Regions from separate parts of the Mus musculus genome. Here region 2 is linked to region 1. The links are chromatin loops, found by intact Hi-C in ENCODE. Cell type or tissue: heart. All regions are shown on one strand. Links, peaks and the distances in the headings refer to the core of each region. The heading gives the core; the rest is flanking DNA. Region 1 overlaps Prkcz (protein kinase C, zeta). Region 2 holds the start of Cfap74 (cilia and flagella associated protein 74).

The links. A loop is a pair of places that touch in the nucleus more often than their neighbours do. Peaks named below come from ENCODE experiments on the same cell type or tissue, not always from the same donor. Only the 100,000 strongest peaks of a DNase experiment are listed, where the experiment ranks them.
Region 2: it touches region 1 in a loop (3-fold over the local background); 5 of 42 quality-filtered maps call a loop at or near these places.

Annotation. Positions count from the first base shown.
Region 1 is chr4:155,318,465-155,322,856 of GRCm38, forward strand. The region is part of intron 4 of Prkcz (protein kinase C, zeta); the gene reads right to left. Among named protein-coding and RNA genes, the nearest start is that of Prkcz, 41 kb to the right of the region's middle. In heart, for the core only: a CTCF peak has its summit at 2,268 (motif pointing right); no DNase peak of the experiment used is centred there; H3K27ac peaks cover 217 bases; H3K27me3 peaks cover 698 bases.
Region 2 is chr4:155,406,665-155,411,056 of GRCm38, forward strand. Cfap74 (cilia and flagella associated protein 74) reads left to right here and starts at 2,576. Exons shown (of 39, transcript NM_001368738.1): 1 at 2,576-2,906. All of the region lies in intron 2 of 5830444B04Rik (RIKEN cDNA 5830444B04 gene), which reads right to left. In heart, for the core only: a CTCF peak has its summit at 2,257; DNase peaks (open chromatin) are centred at 2,537 and 2,987; H3K4me3 peaks cover 1,419 bases; H3K27ac peaks cover 439 bases.

The sequences.
Region 1 (4,392 bases), core at 113-4,112:
AAGGGAGGGGCCAGGGCTGGGGAAGGGAGTGGCCAGGGCTGGGGAAGGGAGTGGCCAGGGCTGGGGAAAGAGGCTCAGAACAGAAACACCGGACAGCTCACTAGCAGGTCAGGACCCACTACAACCTCTTTCTACAGGAAAGCCTAGTGGACCTGACATTTTGGGCCCTGGATCTTGCCGACCCAGGTGAGTCTCTGTAGAAATGGCACAGCACACTGTACAGACAGCCGAGCTAGAACGGAGGGATGAATGACTCATCAGGGGAACTAATGCAAGAACAGGTAAACCAGCAGAGCTGCAGGGGAGGCGTCTGGGAAGGGGAAACAGGCGAATAAGAAGGGTCCTCAATACCCTCCCTCCACGTGGCAGACTTGGCCAATATGCGGTTTTACATTTCTTATATCGTGTGAGAATCACACCAGCGTTTGGAATGGAACACAGAAAATGAATTAAACCTTTTTTGAGATGTCGTCTAAAGTTTAAAAAATGTTCTGAGGGAGGTGGGGAGCTGGAGAGACTCAGGGTTAAGAGCACTGACTGCTCTTCTAGAAGACCTGGGTTCAGTTCTCAGGACCCACATGGGGGCTGACATCTGTCTGACAAACCAGTTCCAGAGGATGACTCCCTCTTCTGGCCTCCTATGGCACCAAATACACACGGTACACAGTCATTCATACATACATACATACATGCATACATACAAACAAAACACCTATACAGAGAAAACAAAACTAGAATATCTCAAAAAATATAAAAGTACAAATAAGTAAAAATATAAATATAAAAGTACTACCATGTCCTGTGATTAAAGTCAATGGGAAACTACAACAGCCTAGTCCAAGCAGGATGACAAAGGACACAGACCCATCAGGAATGAAGGTATGGGTCAATCCTCCAGGAAAAGAGCCAAGACCTGCTGAGGTGCTGGCTGAAGGTGAAGGAAATACAGAATGGGTAGTAGAGGAAGGTAGTTATAAATACCAATTAAGGCCACGTAACCAGTTGCAGAAACGAGGATTATAAAGTAATATGAATGCCCATTGTAAATTTACTAATGCGTTTGCGATTGTACGAGGGATAGTTATATCATGTTAGGCGTATTTACAACCTTGTTATTGTTTCATGTGAACATGAGATATTATTTGTGTCAAGTTGACAAGGGGTGCTGGGGAGGTGGTGTGTTGTTTTGGGGGAGTGGAGACAAGATCTTCCTGGGCCACACAGGGAGACCCTATCTCAAACTAAAAATGAAACAAAAATGTCATTAACAACAAAAAAATCTCAGATGTCACAATCACAATCAGATGCAAGATGTCGAGTGCCACTAGGAGGACCTGAAGGTTGGAAGGATAGTAACTTCAACCCAGAGGTCCCTGCAGGCTCCCAGAAAACCTCTCTACAACATGTAGCTCTCTAATCTCTCTTTACAAAGTGAACTTTTCTCTCATTTCAAAAGTGAAGAAAGTCAGACATAAGGATGTGAAGAACACTCACCAGGTCCAGGCAGGATGGGGAGTCACGTATCGGGAAAGTCTTACTCCCTGGTATGACATTCCAGTGGACAGGATATACGTGGGATCGATCTTCCTCTACCCAGGTGGGCTATGAGCACCCCAGCTGCCTCTGTATTAGTGTCACGAGCGTGGGACACTGATGGGGCACAGAAAGGCAAGAGACGGAGGAGGAGGAGGAGTTCAGTGAAGGAGCTGACCTATTGACCACCATCCTTCTGTTTGGCCAAACTGTAGGACCTGTGGCTCCTTCCTTATATAAGCTTGTGGAGTGGACTGCCTCAGGGTTCCAGCCCCACAGTTTGGGGGTGGGGTGGGGTAAAGAAATCTTACTGGATACTTTAGCAGACACTTGAGCTGGCTGATCTGTGGTCAGACACTGAGCAGCAGTGTTGAGGAATGGTGCTACTTACTGGACCCGACCACAGAGCCACGCCCGGCCCTCTGTTCTGTCCCCCATTCCCCACAAGTCAGGTTTGCCCATTTGCTATTCTCTGAACCAAGAGGCTTCCAAGCTCCAGGGGTAGGGACTAAGTAAGGTTCCTGTATTGCCACATGGGTCTCCGCGTTCTGTTTACTCTTCCGGAGAAGCAGGTGTGTAAACCACTTGCAAGCTCTTGTATTGTTGTTGCTGTGGTTACTGTTCATAGAACCTGACTTCATATATGGCCAAGTAAGAGAAGACATGGTATTTAGATACTAAACCAAGGCAGGGAGGGCCTCAGTACCCCACAGGCCAATAAGGCAGACATGGTGAAGAGCCACCAGGTGGGGCTGCTGAGCAGAAACAGAGACCAAATCCCACTGGCAGCTGGTGACCGCCGGGCATAACAAAGGAAACAGCACACAGAATCTCTGCCTCAGTAGAGCCCTCGGCATCCAGCGCTGTCTCTCCATGTGGCAGATTTTCCAATAGTTTTTGCAAAATAACTTTTACCACAGCAAAATAACACTAAGCCCAGGAAAGGCTGGAGGTGTTGGTGAGCCAGCTGGGCCATAGGCTGCCCTCAGCAAGCGGCTGAAGTCTATGGATACCCCATAGTCACAGGGAGGATGAAAAGGAACCCTTAGCTTGGACAAGCAGGTGCAAAGCAGGTTGTGTTATACCCAGCGGTGGAGGTACACAGCCCTGAGCCCTGCCTTCACACTCACAGGTATCCTTAGCGAGCATCTCTTTTAATGTGAAGGCGAGTTTCAAGATTTTTCTGCTCCTTTGCACGTGATCCCATTTAACTTGGCAAAGGACCTTCAACTTAATTGGAACAGAAAATAGGTCACAATTAGGTTTCAATGGATTAACTCCTTAGGTTTTACAGAGTTAACTCCTGAAAGGCTCTCTCATCCTTCTGTATCTCATGCCTACTTTGTTCCCCCTCATCACTTGCAGCGTCCTCTCCACACAGCACTGAGCTGCCACATCCTCCCTACCCATCATGGCTGCCTTGCCCACTACCCATCATGGCTGCCTGGTCCACTACCTATCACAGCTGCCTTGCCCACTACCCATCACGGCTGCCTTGCCCACTACCCTCATGGCTGCCTTATCCTGTTACTCCTATACCTCTCCTCCTTCATCCATCATGTGTGCTTCATCTCCCTTCAGTCATCAGTAGCTGGTTTGTCCAGCAAGGTCTTCCTAGTTAGCCTAACAGGCTACAACTCTCATGGCCTTCAGTCCTCCTGCCCCTCCTCCTATGGACCCTCAGCCACCCTCCACTGCCATAGTCATCCCATCTAGTGTCTGAGTCTTACCATGGGGGGTCCCTCATTGGTGCTACCCTGCCTAGTGTCTTGGATCCTCCACAGTGGCTAAAGATGCTAACCCTGAGTTGGAATCCTAAATCACCTGTCTATGTGAGAGGGGTCTGCCTTGTGTTTTTACCTGACTTCATCTTAACAAGGGACAGTTCAGGAGACTGTTCTCCCTATTGTCCCCTGGCATCGCCAGCCCAGCCCTTGGGGGACACTGTTAAGCTATGTAGAATGAATGAATGAATGAATGAATGGCAGAAGTCTAAGCAGAAAAACCTCAGAATGTCCCCGAGGATAGCTGTACAAAGCAAAACCAAGCTACGAGGTCACATTTATTTCTTAATTTAATGTCCCAGAAACTCAGGATAAGATATGCCACCGCTCCCTCCGATGTTTGGGGGACGAGGAAGCTTCTAGGCCACACTCCATCTAAGCGACAAAGCAGAAGTGGCAGTGTAACGGCCAGGTCCAGAGCACTGAAACCCCTAGGTCACAGCAGCAAGCATTCTACTACCACCTCGAGGATCAGGCTCCATTTTGCCGGCTGAGTGGAACGATGTGGTAGCACCTGCAGCAGCTTCAGACACTTTCATCGAACTGACCAGAAGTTGTTCTAGGGCCAGGAGTGGAGACCCGATGTTGGAAATTAACACCTGCCATCTCTCAGCTGTGACTTGTATCTGTCCTTGGATGCAGCTTTATTTATCATGTCAAGCCTGAGGCACATCTGGAGTGTGCCCTACTGGGAATGGTGCAAATACCTACCTACCTACTACCCTCCCTAGCCCACCCCACACACATGCAAAGTGTTGGAAAAGGAGATCGGAATTTGCTGCCTGTGTACCTGCACTTACCACAGCCCTGCCCTCTGTCAGTCAGGATGCTGCTGGAGACACAGTGTCAAAACTACTCGCTGTTTGTTCCAACCTCTGTGATGACCTGCATAGTGTAATTCTGCATGCCTATAGCAAGTTAATTTTTCTCCCAGCCCAAATGCTACAGTACGTAAGTAATATCTGTAGAAATAGCAGCTTCCAGCATAGAAGCCCCTGTCCAGCCCACAAGCGAGCCTGGCCCATGAACATCCAGTTTCGGGGAGAGTTCAGCACCCCAGGAACCTGTTTTGAAC
Region 2 (4,392 bases), core at 119-4,118, 88 kb after region 1:
TCTACATCTTCATCTGAGGGCTGCTAGTGAGCTAGAAGCTATGAGTAGGGTCTTAAAGCCCACGCCCAAAAAGACACACTTACTCCAACAAGGCCACACTCCCTGAGCCAGGCACATACAAACCATCACAGTTTGTTTATTTTGTGTTGGTGTGACATTTCCTGATTTATTTGCCTTGATACTTGTAAAACTCCTTGGCTATCACATTGCTTTCCCAGTTTCTCAGGTCAAATAAACACCCTGCTCTTTGTGGTGATGTGTGAATCGCTCCAGTTTGATCTGGTCGGTTGGGGTGTGGGAGTTCAGTACAAGTCAGCAGCCCCGTGGATTTTATTTATTAGTTGTCTAGAGAATATTTCGATGCTTATTGGCCTCATGGCAACCAGGAGAGGAGCTAAAATAAGGCACCAAAGGGAATCTTGTTACCCCTGGGCAGAAACCTCTACTGTGTCTTCGTGAACATTTTGGGGTGCTATCTCTTCCTAGTAAGGCAGGAGTTACCTTGGAATGCTCTGAAGTCATTTCAGAGTCTGGACAGCCGTACACTCAAGGACACAAGGGTGTCAGTGAGTGCCCACCGCACAGGCCCAGGTACTGTCCACAGGTTAGGACTGTGGCCTAGTTTTGGTAAAGCCTGTTCAATAGCCTACTCGGGCTTTGCTTGTCTTTTGCTTTCGCTGTGAGAGATCAGGCTCCTACCAACTACCAAGACAACACCTGATTTCACAGCAGTGTTAGCATCCTACTGACCTCCAACTTTTCATGATCCCTCTGTAGGGTATTAATACAACTGAATTACAGGTGGAGTGGAATTACCACTCCAATTTGTTGCTGGTAAAAGTCTCACAGATGAGCTGCTTCCTTAAGACAAGGAATTCACATGCTGCTTAGGCAGGGCTCCTCGTTGCCAAACAGACAGTGAGTAACCCATTTCCAAATCCCCTGCAGTCATCTCTCTCAGACCATTTCTTGCACCAATGGTGTCAGCCCATGTCCTCTAGTTCAAAGTCGTGGGATAGAACTAGGTACACCAGAAATTTAGTAGGCATCTTGGATTGATTAGCAGAGGAAAAAGAATTGAACTGAGAGGGGCTGGAGAGATCGAAGAAGGAAGAAGATGAAGAAGAAGGAGAAGAAGGAGAAGGAGAAGAAGAAGAAAAGGAGGAGGAAAGAAGGAGGAGGAGGAGGAGGAGGAGGAGGAGGAGGAGGAGAAGAAGAAGAAGAAGAAGAAGAAGAAGAAGAAGAAGAAGAAGAAGAAGAAGAAGAAGAAGAAGAAGAAGAAGAAGAAGAATTGAACTGAGAAATCCTTTGGTTCTTGATTCCCAACTGGCATATTGAGATAAAAGTGGAAGGGAGCCGGGCATGGTAGCATACGCCTTTAATCCCAGCACTTGGGAGGCAGAGGCAGGTGGATTTCTGAGTTCGAGGCCAGCCTGGTCTACAGAGTGAGTTCCAGGACAGCCAGGGCTGCACAGAGAAACCCTGTCTCAAAAAACAAAACAAAACAAAAAAAGTGGAAGGGAGGCAAACCTAATGTATACCTGACAGGCTTGGCCAGCCTAACAGAGGAGTATAGTATACCCCAGAGAAAATTACATGTGTTAGTCAGAGTTTTGTCCCTGTAAACAAATATTTGAGGCAACGTGAAAGAGAAGACCAATTTATTCACTTATTTTACTATAGTGGGGATTATACTTCATACCACAAATATTAGTATTGGATATGGTTACTTCACAACCCTCTCTGCTCAGCCATATACCAGGGTCAACCCAGAGTAGGAGGCCCAGTTCACATTCTCCCTCAGCTAAAGGTTACAAACCAACTGGCTATCTTTCCCAAATTGCTTTACTAGGACATCCGGCTTCCATACACAAAGCTCTAAACTTATAGAACACCTGGGTTCGATCCCCAGCCACACACACACCTATACAGTATTGCAGTGGTATTTCACAGGCAAAGTATCTGAAGGGAGTGCAGAGGTACCCCCCACCAATCTCCACTGACATTTCCACAGGCTCTGTATTATTTTGAGGACTTCTTAACGCTGAAGGTTCTCCATCTCCAAGACAAAACTACAGGAGTTGCCAGTCATCCCTGCGACTCTGAGGAAAGGGAACATGTCCTGTCCACTGTTGAGCCCACCTCCTGCCCGGACTAGTGACCACGCCAACTTAAACGACCAAAAACAATCCAAAGAGTCCTGTGAGTTATCCAGAGGAGTCAGATGTCACCACCTAGAGGGCACAACACAGGCTGCAAAGCCCTGGGAGAGCCAGAATTCAGATCCAAGAGACGCAGGAGATCCTAACTTCTGCGTAAATGGTCTTTTAAGTAAGCAGTTGACCCAAGTTTCAACTGGCTTTAGACAAGTTCTCGAGCACCTGCCCCAGTCTCCAGGAGAATCGTCTGGGCAACAGTCAGCTTTGACTCTGCCCTCCGCGATGCTCGTCCCACTTTACCCCCGCTGTTGCACTACGCCTGCGCACAAGCTCTCCCTCCGCAGCCTCAGCCCCGCCCGCTACCCCAAAGCAGCCTTCCGTTGCCATGGAGCTGCGCGCCCAAACTACGCAGCCTCAGACCCACGGTGGCTGGGGGCAGTCGGGCCGTTAAGAGGCCATGGTCTAGCGGCTTAAGGAACTGATTCTGCGGGGGCCAGTGCTGAGGAACCGTCGCCGAGGATCTGTTTCTGGGAGGCGACCTAGTTACTGGACCACTTTCTAGGGGTCATTTGTGAGGAGCTGTTGCTAAGGGGCAGTCGCCAGGGACCATTCTTGAGAGGTTGTTGCTGCTGAGGGACCACCACCGAGGAGCCGTTCCTGAGGAGGTTTGCCAACAGTGCAGCCCACTCTTGGGGGACCTTTGCTGAAGTCTCATCGCTGAGGGACATCACTGGGCTGCCCAGAGAGGTGGGTACTGGCGACTTCAGCCTTGGGGCTGCACTGAGGATGCGCTGAACAAGGGGTAACTTTTCTGCGTGGACACGTGGCGGTGAGTCACGTGGTTACCACAGCCTATGAAGCGTCAGCATCAATCCTGCTGGTGAAGAGCCAGGCATCAGTCTGAGAGCTGAAAGTAAGAGTCACCTCCCGCTGTTCCAGCCTGGCTTTAAATACAAAACCCTTCATTGCAAGTGGATAGGCCTCCTTAGCTTGATTTTTCCATAAAATGACTCCCTTATCTGGGTAAAAATGCTTAGCAAAATACACCCTGAATGAAGGTGTGCTGTGGGCCAAGTAATGAGTGGACTAGTAAGTAATGTGAGCTAGGTAATGAGTAGACTGCTCAGGTATTCATTGATGAATATTGTCTTCAAACAAATGATGCCTACCTTCTTGTGTACAATTTAAGAACTGATTATCAAACAATTTATCAAAAGCCCACCCAAGCCAATAAATAGAATCTTGTCTTCACCCATAACATAGTACCCTCCTCTCCTGGTTAACTATGAACAAACCCGTGATTCTCACTTCTCCTCGTGTGTAACCGCACACCTTTGCTTATCTTAGATTAGAAATTTATTCCTGAACAGTAGTTTTTGTTAATGGTTTGATTGGTTTTTGAGAAAGGGTTTTTCTGTATGGTCCTGGTTGTCCTGGAACTTGCTCTGCAGACCAGGCTGGCCTCAAACTCAGAGATGTACCTACGTCTGCTTCCCGAGTGCTGGGACTAAAAGGCCTGTGCCACCACACCCAGCTTGAAGCCCTCCCCTTCTTGTCTTTAAAATAAATAAGACGAGCTTCAAGACTGACAGAATACATTTCTGTTGTGTAAAGAATTCAAGTTGGAGCACTTTGTTATGGCAACCCTGGAAAACTCCTGTGACAAGTGAGAGTTTCTGCAGCCCTCTCTAAGGAGAGGGCTGTCCTCTCAGAAGAAAAGATAGAACAGGCAGTACAGTGGCCCCAGGGACACCCAACGTCCCAATCCTCCGAACCAGTAAAAACATAACGTTCCATGGCTAAGAGGAACTGAGGCGGCCCATCAGCTTCCTTTGAGATGGAAGAACTATCTTGGGTCATCTCATTGGAAGAGGGAGGCAGGAGAGATCACCAAAGGCTACGGCAGGTCGGGCTCAGCTAACACTGCAGATTTGAACACGTTAGATGAAGTCAGGTGCCAAGGGGCAAAGGCAGCTTTAGACAGAAAATGAAAAGCCAAGAAAGTAGACACACCCTCTCTGGTTTCCAAGAAGGTCACACAGCTTTGCTGATGCAGGACAACCAAGTCCTAATTCATAAGGACGAGCCTCAAGGTGCTGTGAGACTGAAAAGAAGAGAAAGACAAATCTAGGGTTATACCAAGTGCAGTTTGCTGCTAAGCGTTGGGGGACAGGAAGTATGTAAGTATGGGCCTGAATGTCAGCAGACCAAATGAACCCAAGTGTGAGTCAAA